2 separate regions of the Homo sapiens genome follow, and region 1 is linked to region 2. A link is a loop called in an ENCODE intact Hi-C map of the cell type or tissue named here. Cell type or tissue: HepG2. All regions are shown on one strand. Links, peaks and the distances in the headings refer to the core of each region. The heading gives the core; the rest is flanking DNA. Region 1 overlaps LOC124907868 (a long non-coding RNA gene). Region 2 holds the start of ACOXL-AS1 (ACOXL antisense RNA 1).

Region 1 (8,337 bases), core at 62-8,061, 67 kb after region 2:
TAGGCCAGGCTGCAGGGTGAGGGGGCATGCCCGAGACAGGGCTGGCCCTACATTCCCAGGACAGTGGAGGGCTCTTGTCACAGGAGTAACATAATCTGATAGAAACTCCAGATTACAGGAGACCAAGGGGACATGGTGACTGAATGCAATATACTATCTGGAATTTTCCATTGCTATAAAAGACATGATTGGGGCAGGTGGTCAAATCTGAAGAAAATATGTAGATGTTAATATTGCATCCATGTTAATTTCCTGATTTTGATCGCTGAACTCTGGTTAGGTAAGAGGATGTCCTCATTTTTAGGAGATACACACTGAAGTATTTAGGGGCAAGGGGCAACAGGTAATTTACTCTCAATGTTCAGGAGAAAAATGTGATGTGCTTACATGCATGTGGGGCAGGATGGAATGGTGGCAGTTGGAAGGGAGAAGGATAAAGCAAAATGTGGCAAAATGGTAACATCTGGGTACTCTGGGTAAAGGCTATAAGAAAAGTGTCTCTACTATTTTGCAAACTTTTTGTGTGTCTGAAATTATTTCAAATAAAAAGTTAAAAAATTAAGAGCTGTGCCTGGATTGTGGCTGTGCCTGGATTGTGGCTGTGCCTGGATTTTGGTCAGGAGTAGAAGTCAGGAGTCCACCCCGGGAGACCTGGGATGTGGACAGAGGGCAGACAGGCTTTGGAGGAAGAGGAGGGAGGACTTCCTGATGTGGAAGGTGAGGGAACAGAAGGAATCAAGGATTCTAAAGGATGATTTGGGTCAGAGCAATTAGCGGGGATGGCGCTTCCTGAGAATAGAAGCAGGAGTGGGAAGTGAGATCGGTTGGGGAGGGGCTGGGGTGGAGGAAGAGTGAATGGAGAGTTCTGTTTTGCTGGACCACGAACTCAACTCAGGGGTTATCTAGAAACAAAGGGCTGTCAATTCATTTTAAAGGGCTTTTTTTTAAGTTGAGTTTCTGGAAAGAAACTCCAGGAAGGTGGACTGTACCCACTGGCTGCTTAGAGAAAGCCTGGAGCATGAATATTTAGACATTTGCTTTAATGAAGCACTCTCATAAGCCGGGGAAACAGGGCCTTGAGCATCTGTTCATGAGAGGTGGATGATGGCCCAGTGGCGCCTATGGAGCATCTATGAACACAGGCCAGACAGGGCACAGGAGGGAGGTCCTCAAGCCTAGAGGATGTTAGACTCCCCCAGGGGCTTTTACAAAATACCCATACCAGAGGCCCACCTCTCTGAGTCTGTGGTGGGGGTGCAGTGTCATATTTTTAAAGGGTCCCTAAATGACTCCAGTGTGCAGCTGGGCTTGGGAGCTGCTGAATGACAGCTTGCTCAAAACTGCCAGGGATGACTCCAGCAGTGGTGGGGCAGCCACAGCAGCATCGGGTCCAGCAATGCTCCCCAGGGACAATGCTCTGAAGGACAGCAATCAGCAAGGTGCTTTCTGTCTGTTTAAATTTCTGTTGTAGTTGCAAAATGATCAATTCTCTTTTCTGTTTCCCTTTGCCAGTTTGCCCTGGCACAGGCATCCATGCCTCCAGCCAAATTCAAGGTGAGTGGAGGACAGAGTGTGCTGTAGGGCCCAAGGCCAAGGCCAAGGCCACGGCAGGGTGGAGGTGAGGTGGCCCCGGGTTGTGAGCCTGGGGAGAGCCCAGTCATCATCAGGTGAGTCAGAGCCTTCAACTGACAAACCCAAAGAACTCAGCGAGCTCAGAGACGGGAGGCGGAGCCATAGTGTGGACCCCAGAAGGGCTAGAGGTAGAACCGAATCTGTGTGTGGCACAGGCAGTGAACGTGGGTGGATCATGCTGTGCTTGAGCCTGGCCTTCCATAGCTCAGGAGAGTGTAGAGTGTGAGGGGAATCTCATAATCATGGGAAAAGTGTCATCATCGTCCCCTGAAAAACAAGGACAGGAGGACACACAGGGGCAGGCTCTGAGAGAGCACATTCAGGTGTGAGCACTTAGAAGGGAAAATGATGATTTGTGTTGGGGAACAGACCACAATGCACATTGCACCCGGTTAGACACCAAGCTCTTCCAGGGGAACTTCTACTTCTGATTGCTCAATACTATGCAGAAATGGCCTCCGTGGGAGCCTCCACAGGCACACCCTTGCCCGCTCCAAGTCCCTCCCAGGACCAGACTCTCTGTCCCTGCCCCAGCCAGCAAGGCTCAGAACAGTGGCTGCTCCCAGGTAACTCCCAGCCTGATTCCGGGTCCAGTCACCAAGCTCTGGGGATGGCCTTCTGATGGCTTATAGGTAAATGCTCTCATCCCTGCTGGAAGATCCTAATAACATTTTAAATTGTGTCTCTCTGTCTGTGGGGCTGCTAGCATTAGCCAGTGTGCCTCTGACTCAGCGGGATCTCGCCGTACCTGGCACCTAGTAGGCACTCAACACACCGTTGTTGGATGGGTGTGTGGCAACTAAATGTCTGACGAGGACTCAGGTAAATCATCTTCTATGAAAGCCCAGTCTTTTCTTGGCCTCTTGACCTTCATCATATGTATGTACTGTTTGCACTTTCTTTTTTTTCTTTTTTCTTTTTTTTTTGAGACAGAGTCTTGCTCTGTCACCCAGGCTGGAGTGCAGTGGTGCGATCTCGGCTCACTGCAATCTCCACTTCTCAGGTTCAAGCAATTCTCCTGCCTCAGCCTCCTGAGTAGCTAGGATTACAGGCGTGCGCCAGCACACCTGACTAATTTTTGTATTTTTAGTAGAGACTGGGTTTCATCATGTTGGTCAGGCTTGAACTCCTGACCTCATGATCTGCCCACCTTGGCCTCCCAAAGTGCTGGGATTACAGATGTGAACCACCGCGCCTGGCCTGTTTGCCACTTTCAAAAGAGTAGTGAGAACATGGAGCCTATTCAAATGACAGAACTTTTTTAAACAGCAGGTCCAGCCAGCCCTTTGGCAAAACGGCTCTCCCTTTTAGACGCCCCTTTTTGCCTCCTGGTAGCCCCCTCCTCCTTCCTCATCTCACCTGTTTGGGCCCTGGGGCCACTATTTCTCCTCTCCTTTTTAAAAGCTGCTGTCCAGGGCCATAGCGCTGCCAGGATTCTGATAAATAAGTTCACCTGAAGAAAATGACTGATCATGTCTTGATGAACTCACTGTCACTGGCTGCTCTGGGTGGCATGTGCATTTCGGACAATTTAGTTGCTTCTAAACTTGGTGGCTGGTATAAAACAGAAGTCTTCATGAGTCATAAAAAAAGGACACGTTGGAGAAATAAATGTCAATATTATGGGCTCTTTTATGGAGTATGCCCTATGCCGTTGCTTAGAACAACCCAAGCTCACTCCCGCCTAAGGCTGCAGCTGCCCGCTTTTTCTAAATCGCTCTTCTCTCTATAGCTACAGGGCTGGCCTCTTCAGCAGTCAGGGCTGCTTGAATGTTACTTTCCAGTGGCACCTTCCCTGGTCACCCACTCATTCCCACCTTCAGTCTTACTATCTGGGCAGCAGGCTTTGCGAACACTCTGGGAGCGCCAGCTTTAATGTGTGCTAGAACCTAGGATTACTAGACCTGGGAGTGGCTGTGGAATGATAGGGAAGGACTCAGGTCCTAATCTCTGGGGGCCTGGACTATGTGCTCCATGAGAACAAGGGCTGTGTGAATGCCATCCTCGCATCCCTAGCACTGACACATAGTAGGTGCTCAGGGAATGTCTGTGGGATGATGTAGCTCTTGCTTCTGGAAGAATGTGGCTACCCTACAAGCCTGGACAAGGTAAAGAAGTACTAAGTTGGGTGGGAATGAGAGAAGCTTCCCATCTCCCTCCAGACCCCTGATAGCATCCCTCTGTGGGACCCCGTCATATATGGCCTTTCACAGTACACCAATGGGCAGCACCCAGATGGAGGCTGCTCAAAACTTCCCTCCAGAGGAAATCAGGCGTAAAGTCCTTGCCTACCAGCAGGCCAGGGCAGCCCTGGGTCACAGTGGCTGTTTTGCAATGGTGTCTGGGAAGAGGCCTCTGGGAGCTCTTTCTCAATGGAACCAGGCTCTCACAGGCATCACAGGTCATATCCCTGTTGCCTCAACCTGGTCCAACTCACAGAACTGACCTACCTAGTGGGGCTGGGAAGGTTTAGGCAGACAGACAGACAGACAGACTGCCTGAGGTGTGAGGGAGTACACTTACCCCCTGTGACCAAAACCCCATGTGTGGCCAGCGTGGCCGATTACTCATGGTCTGGGGAGGGAGGACAGCCGGATCCAGAGGTAAAGTCTAACCCATGGAGTCCTAAGCAATGGGAAAGGAGCCCCATGTGGATTAAATAAACATATTCCTGCCTGCAGATCCCCTTTTCTAAATGCATAAGGCAGATGTACTATCTGAAGGACTTTGGACTCAGTGAGTTGTGACTTATGTAAACAATACCACACTGACTTAAAAATAATCCACAAGGCAGGAAAAAAAACCTCTTTCATTGTTATAAAACTGAACCAAGATTACATTTTTTTCTCCTGTAATTGCTTCTCAGGGTCCGTAAATAGACCTTATTATAAAGAGCTGGGGAGGGGAACAGCAAATCAAGATAAAGTACAACCTTTTTTTAGATTATTTATGGGTTTTTTTTTTTTGGTCTGATTCTGAACCCTTTGAAGAACTGAAGGAATATATAAAGTAAGTTAACTGGTTTCATTCCAAGGAATGTCAAATAAAACTCCAGTTTCAGAGAGACAGAACTCTACCAGTGTTCCCAAATGCCAAGAACCTTCTATGTCATGTTTTCTGGGACCTAACGTTATTCTCCTTAAACCTGCCATGATTTTCAGTTGAAAAATACCCAAAGTGGATGCGAGCCTTGCCCAGGGAGGGCATCCTGAATGTGTGATTCCCATTTCCCACAACTCAGCGAGGGAGGAAGACCCTGACCAAGAGGAGAGCAGTGATCACTGCTTAGCAGAGAGTAGCTTCTCAGGGACTTAGCATTTGAAACTGACAAGACATTGACCTCAGTTGATCAGCCTGAGCCACCTACTTTTCTTGGCTGCCTCTTCCCCATTCCAGCCACTCTCTGTGTTTAGTTCTTTTTTTTTTTTTTTTTTTTGAGACAGGGTCTCGCTCTATCACCCAGGCTGGAGTGCAGTGGTGTGATCTCAACTCACTGCAGCTTCTGCCTCTCCAGCTCATGCAATACTCCCACCTCAGCCTCCCAAGTATATTGGACTACAGGCATGTGCCACCATGCACAGATAATTTAAAAAAAAATTTTGTAGAGATGGGGTCTCACCGTATTGCCCAGGCTAGTCCTAGAACTCTTGTGCTCAAGCAATCCTCCCGCCTCAACCTCCCAGAGTGCTTGTCTGTGAGTTTAGTTCTGATGACTGAGTCTAGCTGTCCAAAGACGCTGAACTGCTGAGCTCCAAAGAGGGCTGGCCTCTCCCCCGCACCTCTGTGCTGGACTTCTTCAGCACCTGTGAAGGGCCCAGCTGAGGCTGTGGCCAGCAGAGGAAGGGGAACCTTATCCCTCACCTGGTCCCACAAGAGACCACAGGAGGTCTGAAGACATGCCGCCCAATTCTCTGACATTATTATGTCTGATGTTGGTGGCCACTCTGGACACTTGCCCTCTCACATTTCATATACACCCATGTATTTGTGCCATCCGCATATCTCTGATGGCTGGTGGCAGTGTCTGACTGCATCCCAACTCTGCTGAGCAAGAGGTACACGTAAGACAATAGTAGCCAGCACCCAAAGCAACATTTAGGCCAAAAGAATGCACATGTGTGTGAAGGTCTGTGTGTACTTATGCCCGTGTGTTGGAGGTTGGGAGGGATGCCTGATGATATTTATTAGTCACCTTCTTGTACATGCAGTTTTCACGCAGCTTGTTCCTTAGTGCTCATGTCAGTCTCCAAAGGTGAAGATTATTGAGGCCCAGGCACATGAGGGCTATTTCAGTTTACTAGAGCTGCCATCACAAGTTATCACAAATTTAGTGGCTTAAGACGACAAAAATTTATTTGCTCACAGTTTTAGAGACTTGAAATTCACAGTCAAGGTGTTGGCAGGCCATACTCACTCCAAAGGCTGCTTTGTGGCAAGTCCTTCTTTGCCACTTCCAGCTTCTGGTGGGTCCAGGAATTCCTTGGCTTGTGGCTGCATCACTCCAATCTCTTCCTCCATTCTCCCATGGCATTCTCTCCTGTGGCGTGTGTTTGCACGAGTGTGTATGGGGTCATTTTGTTTCTGTGTCCTCTCCTGTTTCTTACAAGGACACTTGTCATTGAATTTAAGCCCACTAAGACAATCCAAGATGATGTCACCTTAAGATCCTTAACCCAGCACTTGGGGAGGCCGAGGTGGGTGGATCACTTGAGGTCAGAAGTTCGAGACCAGCCTGGCCAACATGGTGAAACCCCATCTCTACTAAAACGACAAAAATTCGCTGAGTGTGATGGTGCATGACTGTAATCCCAGCTACTCAGGAGGCTGAAGCACAGGAATCACTTCAACCCAGGAGGTGGAGGTTGCAATGAGCTAAGATCGCACCACTAGACTCTAGCCTGGGGGACAAAGTGAGACTCTATATGAAAAAAAAAAAAATCCTTAACCCCCAAAATGTCACATTTATAGGTTCAGGGTGTTGGATGTGGGGCAGTCTTTCAGGGTGCCACAGTTTAACTCACTACAAAAGGAGACATTTAACACTTATGGCACTGTTTTGGGTGCTTTGCCTGAATTATTTCCATTAGTCTTCAAACAACTTTAAGAGGCATGTGTAAATTATTCCCCCATTTTTACAAGTAAAGATATCAAAGTGCAGAGAGGGGAAGTAAGCCTCCATAGTCACACATCTAGAAAGTGGCAGAACCTGGGCAGGGGTGCTCCAGAGCCTGCTGTGGCCACAGGGTGACTTGCCTGGCTCATAGAGCTGGTCAAAGGCAGCATTGTCACCTCCTGGTCAGAGTCTTCACCTCCACCTCCTGATGTCATCATCATCCCTGGTAGCATTCACATCCAGTCAGACAGACCATGCAGCACCATAGAGGCCACTCCCTCCTGGGCTCCTCAGGTGCCCATTCCTGCAGTCACACCTGTACCATCCCATCCTCAAATCTGGATTCCAAACACCTCTCCCAATCCTCCCAGCCCTGCAGGTCAAGATTCTCCACTGCCTCAGTTTCTTGGCTTCCTTGAGAATTTCAATGCAGTGACTCCCCCTCCTCCCTCTTGAGCCTCCTTCCCAGCTCCTCTTCCTTCCTTCTTTGTCCAGCCTCTGCTACATGGTTCCTCATCATTATTCCAGTGTGAATTTTCTCAGCAACTCTGCCTTTCTATCCTTTGTCACAGCCCCTTGGCAAAGTCCCAACCCTGAATGAAACCTCCCATCCGCTGTCTCCACGCCTGCTCCAGAGCAGTTGCCTGTTCTTGGAGATAATCACACAATAGGGCTGGCTGATTTTGCTCTAAATTCATGATCTTGGCCCATGCACTTGCCCTCAAGACTGCCAGGCAACCCCACCACTCTCTCTAGTAGGCCACTGCCCACTCCCAGATGACAATTTTACTTCTCTTTTTCCTCTCACCTTCCCTTCCACCCTGCTCTCTCCCTCTGGTTCCAAGGGACCCTTCCCCTTCATTACTTCACTCAACTCTCATCTTCCCAATACCAGACTAGGACCCATCCTGGCTGCTTCTCTCTTCTGCTTCTTCCTGTGCTGATGGAGAAAGTCCCTCCACCTGTGCTCTGAATTCATCCTCTCCAGCTCCTTGGGAACTTATTGCTCTCATTGTCCCTCTCTGGCTCTCTCACTAGTCTCTTGGTTTTTCTAGGCAAGTCCAATCAGCACCCAGACATGCTCCTCCCACCTGCAGTTCATCTATCTCCAGCCCCTCCCGTTGACAACTACTTCCCAATCCCTCTATTTTCTTTTAGAGTCAGATTTCTCCAAAGAATATAATTTGTTTGCAGTCTCCATCTCTTAACTCCCATGCACTCCTGGACCCACTGAAGGCTAGCTCTGCTCCCCAGTACTGAGACTGCTTGGTCAAGGTCACCAATGACTCCAACTGGCCAGGCCCAGCCCCACTCTTGGACTTCATCTTAGTCCTGTGACAATATTGACCCCTTTTTCTGCAAACTCTTGCCTCTCTGTTTCTACCACATTCTGCTCTCCAGGCTCTCCTCGTTCTTCACTGGCTGGTCCTCCTTTGCAGGTCCTCCTCCTTTTTCTGACTCCTCCTTGGTCTCCCTTAGGCCCTCTTGGGTCCTCTTTCTTCACTTCACAGGTGAGTTCGTGAAATTCCATGGATTTAAATACTATTCTTATGCCGATCATTCTAAATCTATATCCCCAACCTGGACTTCTT
Region 2 (8,337 bases), core at 331-8,330:
GGAAATAAAATGTATCGGGTTTTTCATAATGCAAGATAAGTTTTCTTTAAGAGATTATATTATTATATTCTCCCTATATTTTAGGTGCTGAAAGTTACCCTTTAAATAAAATAATAATCATAGACAGTTCTTTTTTGTTATCCTTACTTGACAAAAGAGATAAGTTGGCAATCTCATGTTGGTTCCCCCCAAATTGCTTTGTTTCCCTTTATTTTTCTTTTAATTTTAAAAATAGAGGTCTATTTATATACATTGAAGTGCATGAATCTTTTTTTTTTTTTTTTTTTTTTTGGAGACAGAGTTTCACTCTTGCTGCCGAGGCTGGAGTGCAATGGCACAATCTTGGCTCACCTCAACCTCTGCCTCCCAGGTTCAAGCGATTCTCCTGCCTCAGCCTCCCAAGTAGCGAGGATTACAGGCATGTGCCACCACGCCTGGCTAATTTTTGTATTTTTAGTAGAGACAGGGTTTCTCCATATTGGTCAGGCTGGTCTCGTCCCGACCTCAGGTGATACCGCCCGCCTTGGCCTTCCAAAGTGCTGGGATTACTGGCGTGAGCCACCATGCCCGGCCGAAGCGCACAAATCTTAATGGTGCAGTTCAGCGAGTTTTGACAAATAGCAGACTGTATAATGCAGATCTCAGTCATGTTAAAGAAAGTGTCCATCACCCAATAAATTTCTCTCAGACACTTTTCCATCAATTCCTCACCCTGACCCCTGAGTTTCTAACTTTATTATAAGAGCTCAGTTTGCCTGCTCCAGAGCTTCGTAGGAATGGAAGCAGATAGATGTAGGTTTCTTTTGCTCAGTATAATGTTTCTGAGATATTTGATGATTCATTCCTTTTTTAAATTAATTTGTTTATTTTTGCTGAGTAGTATTTCATTGTATCGGCTCAGCCCATCTGTCCTCCCAAATGCTCATCTCTCTAGAACTCACCTAATCAGAGTCTCCAGGAACTGGCCTTGTTACCTCCAGCTGACCTCAGCTGCATCATTCCATAGGTATTAAGGTGCAGTGTTACTTATACTCATCTGTGGGAAGAAAAAATAACTGAAGACTTAAGACTCACTTCTTTTTTCTTTCATTAACACAGTTTGTATTGAAAAAAATGTTTATTCTCCTATTAATGGACATTTAAGGTGTTTATGGACTGATGTTATGAATAAGATTGTCAGGAATATTTTTGTGGAAGATGTTTTATTATATCAAATTTAGAAACATTTCAACCATTACATCTTCAAGTATTTTATGTCTCATTCTTTCTGACTTCTGAGATTCCAATGGCATGTATGTTGGATTGCCAATATATTCCCACATGGTACTGATGGCCTGTTCATTTTTTTTTCTCTTTGCCCCATTTGGAATAATTTCTATGAATCTGTTTTCAAGATTATTGATTTTTGTTCCGCAATACTCACTCTGCTGTTAAACTCATTAGTGAATTTTTATCTCAAATATCCCATTTTTTCAGATCTAGAATTTTCCTTTCATTCTTTCTTAGGAGTTACATTTATCTCAGAAAATATCCCATATTAATCTATTATATCCATTTTTCTCCTTCTATTTTTTTTTTTTTTTTTTTTTTTTTGAGACAGAGTCTCGCTCTTTCACCCAGGCTGGAGTGCAGTGGCATGATCTTGGCTCACTGCAACTTCTGCCTCCCAGGTTCAAGCAATTCTTGTGTCTCAGCCTCCCAAGTAGCTGGGATTACAGACATGCACCACCATGCCTGGCTAATTTTTGTATTTTTAGTAGAGACAGGGTTTCACTATGTTGGCCAGGCTGGTCTCGAACTCCCGGCTTCAAGCAATCCACCCGCCTCAGCTTCCCAAAGTGTGGAATTACAAGCATGAGCCACCGTGCCTGGCCTTCTCCTTGTAAATTCTTGAACACATTTATAATAGTTGTTTTTAAATCTTTGTCCATTAATTCCGGTAACTGGTCATCTCTAAGTCGGCTACTGATTGTGCTTTCTTTAGATTTGGGGTCACATTTTCCTGCTTCTTTGCAGGTCTAATAACTTATTATTGTACTTCAAACATTGTCTATAACAGATTTTACTTTCTTTTGTTTATTTTCCTTTCTTTTGTCTGGTGGTTAGGGTCAGGGTCTAGTCATTAAGATTCCTCCTAGAGTCAGGTTGAGCAGGAGCTGCTTTACTTAGACTGAGTTCACTGTGCTTAGTCCACCCACCCCATCACACTACCGTCTTTATTCTTTCAGAGTTTGAGCTGTGAAAATGGTGAACTACAGTTTCAGATATCTTTGATTCACCTTTGGGTTGAACTCCAGCGCAGCTCCAAAGTCTATGCACCACAAGGATACATGGGACCATGCAAATTTCCTCTGCTTTTCAGTTTCCATGAACTGCTGCTTTCATAGCAAAATTCTGGGTTGAGGGTAAGAATCGCTAGGCCAAGTGTTTGTTTCTGTGCTAGGAGTTCTTCCCAATTCCAGTCCATCTGGCCATTTTTCTCATCCCTTCAAAGTCTCTCCATCTCTGTTAGGCCCAGTCTTCTGTCCACCTGTCCCCAAAACAGGCACCTACCCCATGTGTGGAAGCTTCTGTGGATGTTGGCTTACCAAGAAAGAGCTCATCTCTCTGAAATCACTTCATTAACGTTACTTTCTTATGTATAGTGCTTTTCAGTAGCCCCATAAAACATCTGATTTTTACTTTGTTCAGATTCTTCAGTTTGTAACCATGGAGCAAAATTCTCTTGAATCTATCTACATTTTAACTAGGAGCCCTCCCAGTTGATTTTCAGATCATTTGGGACAATGAAGTTGAATATTCCAGGACCCACTTACACAGAATTTCTCCATAATAACTTTGGACTCTTATTGTATTTTTAGTTTTGGCAGTTTGTGGGGATTTTGCCTCTTGAAAATTTTTGACTGAAGATTATTCCTTCTTGAGTATGTTTGCATTTCTTTGGGTTTGTACTTACAAAACTAAACTATCAGTTGATTAAGTTTTTTTAATTTATTTTATTTATTTATTTTTTTTAAACAGGATCTCACTCTGTCACCCAGGTTGGAGTGCAGTGGCATGATCTTGGCTTTCTGCAACCTCCACCTCCTGGGCTCAAGCAATCCACCCACGTCAGCCTCCCGCATAGCTAGGACTATAGGCATGAGCCACCACTCTCGGCTAATTTTTGTATTTTTTGTAGAGATGGGGTTTCACCATGTTGCCCAGACTTGTCTGGAACTCCTGAGCTCAAGCAATCCACCCACCTCGGCCTCCCAAAATGCTGAAATTACAGGCATGAGCCACTGTGATGCCATATTTTTTATATGAGAAGTGTGCAGCTAATACTCCAGCTTTATTACAACTACCTAATTGAATATTCTTTCTTGTTTCATGTAAATGCCTTTGTCTGTAGAAAATGCTACTATGAGCAGCATTGTGGTTACTTTAATCCCATTGCCAAAACATTTATATGGTTTCCTGTATTCTAAAGGGAAAGGTATATGCACTTGTCTTCTTTTTAAACTTTTCCTCTTATGAATCAGTAGCAGTATGAATAAATGTCAGAAGTTCTTATTAAGTGGTTAATGTTGATGCCTCTGTCTCAGCATTCTTGTTTTAGGTAATGATGATTAAGCAAACTTTGTCATGGAAATACCAGAGTTAGAAAGAAATTGTATTTATTACTAACTAGAGAACCCATGATAATAACAATAATATTTATAAATAATCAACCTGCGCCAAGTTTACTAAATCCTTCCATCTTAGAGATAAGGAAGGTAGTATGGCTTGGAAGTGGCAATGTCAGAGTTCAAAGCCCTTTTTCTCTACCAAAGTGGACATTGTCAAAATACTTAGTAAACAGCCAAATTGTGTACTCTTTAGTTGAAGAAAATTGCAGTAGAAAGGACATTTTAAAGGTAAATTTTCTTCAAGTTTAATTATTTAGTGAGGGTAAACAAAAGTGATTTTGTTGTTGTTTGGTAAGGAAGGCAATTTCTCTATTCTAACATTTCAGATTATGCTAAATATTGTTTATCAACTGAAGGAACAAATCAACATAAAATATAATTTAAATTGATTCAGAGAAAATATTAGCTGGAGTCCTGATTATTTAATAGACCTGTGGAATGTCATTTTATGCTAATGAAACTTGGTTGCAGAGAAAACCAATGAGAATGTATGTGTTCCTGGGACCAGGAGACGCACCAAGCTAAGGTCTGACCCTCCCTGGAGGAGCCAGCCAGTGGGCAATGAAAACAGGAATGGAGCTCCCCTTTCTAGTAGTTGTTGGGTAAATTGAGAGAAGTAGAATCACAGCACACGCTATGAGATTATGCCTCGTGTGAGTGTTTCAGGTTTATTTTTCTTTCATTGACTGCTTAGTCAGGCATAAGGACTAAGATGGGAAATTAGCTGCCACAGACCTACCATCTGATCCTTTACAGAATGTTTGTCTAAAGGGAAAGCAATTCTTCAGGATAAGTGAGCGAGGAGGAGATAAGCCAGGCCAAGGCCTCTGTGCATTCAGCGAGTTTGGAAGTCTGCAAAAAGTGAGAATAGGTGCAGGTTAACTACTTGATTGTGCCCATTTTCACCAGTCACGATTTGCCAGTCCATGTGCTGCTCTTTTGAAGGCACTTGAATTGTGTTTGACTTAAGGTGGTGATCCAAAGCAGCAGGGAGGGGCCTGTTGACCAGTGTGGAAGGGCACTCCCAATTTACTGAAGGAGAATCTGCAGAACAGAGTTGAAGCCTTGTCCTTCTGCAGGTAAAGGTCCTTCTAGGTCATCAAGCTGGACTTTTCACATGGTAGCTGGCTCTGAAGCCGATATCCTTGGCACCTTCCTCCGGTGGCAACATCATAGAGTACTCCTGGGCACCATTACTGCCCTGGTCCTCTCAGAGAATCTGAGCCAGTGTGGCTGGGCAGATCCATGTTCTCCACACTAGGCACACACAGAATACAGATTCTGACTTAGGAAGAACGTCAAGGGTCACACGTCTGCCACAGTGGTGGAGGCATTTGTCAGTGCAGCACCACATATCCTCCAGCAACTGGAAGCAGTGAGGCACTGGGGGAAAAGATGAAGGCAAAAGGGTAGACAAGGCTTTAGAAAAAAAAAGCCCTGGATTAAAACTCTAGTTGCATCAGTTACAAGTTATGTGACTTAAATTCTTTAAGCCTTGGTTTTCTCATCTGTAAAATGGGTTGATACCTGATAGAGTTGTTATGAGTACTGAATAAGACAGTGAACCTAAAGCCCTCCTCTGTAATCTGGCACACAGTAGTTGTCCAGGAAATGTCAGCATGGGGCAGAACACCGAAGACCTTGGTTACATATGTAAAGTGCCATATGTTGCCACATAGCATTGTTATAAAGATGCTGGAGATAGAGCAGACTAAGTCAAAGACAGCTAAGTAGCTCCCTTCTGTACTTCATGCCTTTACCTGCCTGGCCCTCCGGGATGGAATGTGGAAAGCATAGATACTGCACAGCAGAGATGGATCCTTGGCAAAGGCTGGAGTAACAAGCTATGAATTGTTGATTGGGGACTAGGGTTGCACGAGACAAGCATGGAATAAAGGTGGCCAGAGGCACCTGCCAGAATGCCAGTTATGTGTCACAGCAGAAGCAAAGGTGATAAATGACAGCCACAAGTAGCACAGAACCTCATTTTACCAACCACTTTAATCTTATTCCCTCATCACATCTTTTAGATTAAAAGATGTTTGTTCATTAATTAAGGTTCCCCTTCCTGTAAAGTTTCTAGCTCAAAATCTAGTTAACCTAAAATGAAGTCAACTGAAAAATAATGGACAGGAAATTACATTAATGGCTCACCAATATCTAACAATCCCTTAGAAAGTAAGAGTTGGCTGCATAGAGATTCTTTTTGGAAAGGAGGTGGAATTGATTCCTTATAGCAAGTAAGTTTATTTGTTGTTTTGCTTAGTCAGGTTAAAAATTTCTATTTCTGTGCATTAACCGGTGATAATGACTGATACTTATTCTGTGGGCAGGCAGCCTGGACAGTTCTTTGGCTAGTCTTACCTGGGATCACTCCTGTGGCTGCAGTCATCTGAGTTCAACAGGACTAGGATGTCCAAGATGGCCTCTCTCTCATATCTGGCAGTGGGTGCTGGCTGTTGGCCAAGGCACCTTGGTCCATCTCTACGTGGCCTTTTGTCCTCCAGCAGGCTAGACTGGGCTTCTGCACAGCAGGTATTCTCACGGTTATAGGAGAGTGATAATGGGGGATTCAAAGCTTCTTAAGGCCTAAACTCTGGAAATCACACAGTGACATGTTCCCCATATTCTACTGGCAAAGCAAGTCATAACTCAGCCCAGATTAAAGGGATGGAGAAAAAGACTCTACCAAGGTAGCCAGACGAAAGGGGCTAATGAAGGGACATTTCAAGTTTGGGTAAGGGATTTTTCACAAAAAACAGCATGTGGTCATCTTATGCTGAGAACAGGGGTGAGACATATGGGAAGAGGCAGGAAAACCTTCTGCATGGAGTCCTAGGAATAGCTGGGGTGTCCCTCCAAGTGTACTGGGCACTTCCCACCCTGAACATCTATTATAGGACTAACACCATGCCATGCTGGGAAAATATGGTTTGTTCAGAGGACTGCAAAGCTTAGTCACTGCCCATCCTTGGCCATCCTACTCTCCCAACTGAAATAAGGAAACTGTAGGGAGAGTCAAAAAGAGCAGAAAAATAAATTGAGTACTGCAACTAGATGGAGGTGGGAAGCCAAACTGATGTTACAATTTTTCCCTCACTCCCAAATATACATATTAATATAGTCAAACACAGTGTCATCCCTTGAGGGCTGAGTGCTTCTGCTTTCTTTAAAGCAGATATTCTCAAATTCCACTCACTGGCTATTTCCAGTGGACTGTACATTCTTATTGCTTGTAGAGCAATAGTGCCCATGTTTAGGTTTGACCTTAAAAAATGTTTTTGCAAGAACCTATAACTTGTTCATACTTTTTTATTTTTAAAGTATACCTATTCATTTGTCTTTTTCAAAAGCTGGTGAATTTTCTTTGTAAAGATATGGGTAAGCTTGAAGTACTTTGTCCAGCATAAATGGGTCATAAACTGGCAGGGCAGAGGACCCCTACACTATGTGCAATTTTTATGCTTATAGTATGGAAGCATGTTTGGTAACAAAACTAAACTTTAATAATACACTGCTTAGCCCCATATAAAAATACCCCCTGGTAATAAAAATACTGTAACTGTGTAATAATCAATGCTATATTATCTTCTCAAGTTTATTTTGTATTAAAGAGATCATATATTTTTAAAAATTTTTAAAACGCCTCAACAGCTTCACGATGTGAGACCTGTTCCTGTAGTGTGTACCATTAAACCTCTAAAGTCCAGAATTGTACCTAACACTGGGTAGGAATCCAGCATACCATTTGTGAGTGAAAGGATGGTAATTATTATTATCATCTTGACAGCCAGGAACAGAGGTGGGTGGGTACCTGGAATCAGAGTCAAACAATAACTAAGAGTCAAACAATAACTAACAGGAATGATGCCGGATCCGTCCATTGAGACAATAATCATTCTGAGGTTTCTGTTGCAGTCTAGGAAAAATGGAGAAGGCTAGAAGGAGTATTTTAAACTGCTCCAGAACTTTAGATTTAGAAAGAATCTTGGCAGTCAACTCCTCTTCACAGCCAGTTCATTTTTCTTCTCTAGGGTGCCATTGGAGGGCACACTCCCTGAACACTTATGAGTGAAGAAACCCTCCTTTTCACCAGCCATTGGGTTCCTTTTCAAGTTTATTTTTTTAAAATTTTCTTTATATTGAAATCTGCCTCATTTAATTCCTACCTCTGGCCCTACGTTCTGTTTTTGGCACCAGATAGATAAAACCCATACTCTATTTTACACTCATTCAAATCATTGTATTTCCCCCACCGGTGAATATATTACCAAAGTTGGTTGAGTTTCATAATGCAAACCCAAAGGGAAAATTATCTTGAATAATCATATGACAATATGTGGAAAGTTTAGGGGCTGTGTACGCCACCTCATGGTTTTGAACTGTGTGGTTAAAGACGTTGAGAGTTGACAGATTAGTCAGGGATTTTTCAAGAGTATTAATTACAAACTTTGAAATCTTGGTCAGTGAAAGTTCATTTTAGTGCATCTTGCAAATACGATCAAAGGTCTTTTCAGTACTGATTTGATGATGCTTAACCACAGTGTGTGAAGAATGAAGTTTTTCATTAGAAATTACTGGTGTAATAGAGCACATTTTCAGGGAAGATGTATTGTTGGACTATTACAATTCATGCTCTTCCCCCACCATATCCCTACCCTCTATA

Evidence for each region. A loop is a pair of places that touch in the nucleus more often than their neighbours do. Peaks named below come from ENCODE experiments on the same cell type or tissue, not always from the same donor. Only the 100,000 strongest peaks of a DNase experiment are listed, where the experiment ranks them.
Region 1: a loop joins it to region 2, with 2.1 times the contacts of the local background. A loop is called at or near these places in 19 of 110 quality-filtered maps.

The regions. Positions count from the first base shown.
Region 1 is chr2:111,174,957-111,183,293 of GRCh38, forward strand. It overlaps LOC124907868 (a long non-coding RNA gene), which reads right to left. Exons shown (of 2, transcript XR_007087189.1): 2 at 5,964-8,337. Among named protein-coding and RNA genes, the nearest start is that of BCL2L11, 58 kb to the left of the region's middle. In HepG2, for the core only: no CTCF peak of the experiment used is centred there; DNase peaks (open chromatin) are centred at 1,666, 4,055 and 4,335; H3K4me3 peaks cover 600 bases.
Region 2 is chr2:111,108,104-111,116,440 of GRCh38, forward strand. All of the region lies in intron 17 of ACOXL (acyl-CoA oxidase like), which reads left to right. ACOXL-AS1 (ACOXL antisense RNA 1) reads right to left here and starts at 7,485. Exons shown (of 4, transcript NR_122074.1): 1 at 7,417-7,485; 2 at 6,036-6,195. In HepG2, for the core only: no CTCF peak of the experiment used is centred there; no DNase peak of the experiment used is centred there; H3K27me3 peaks cover 1,349 bases.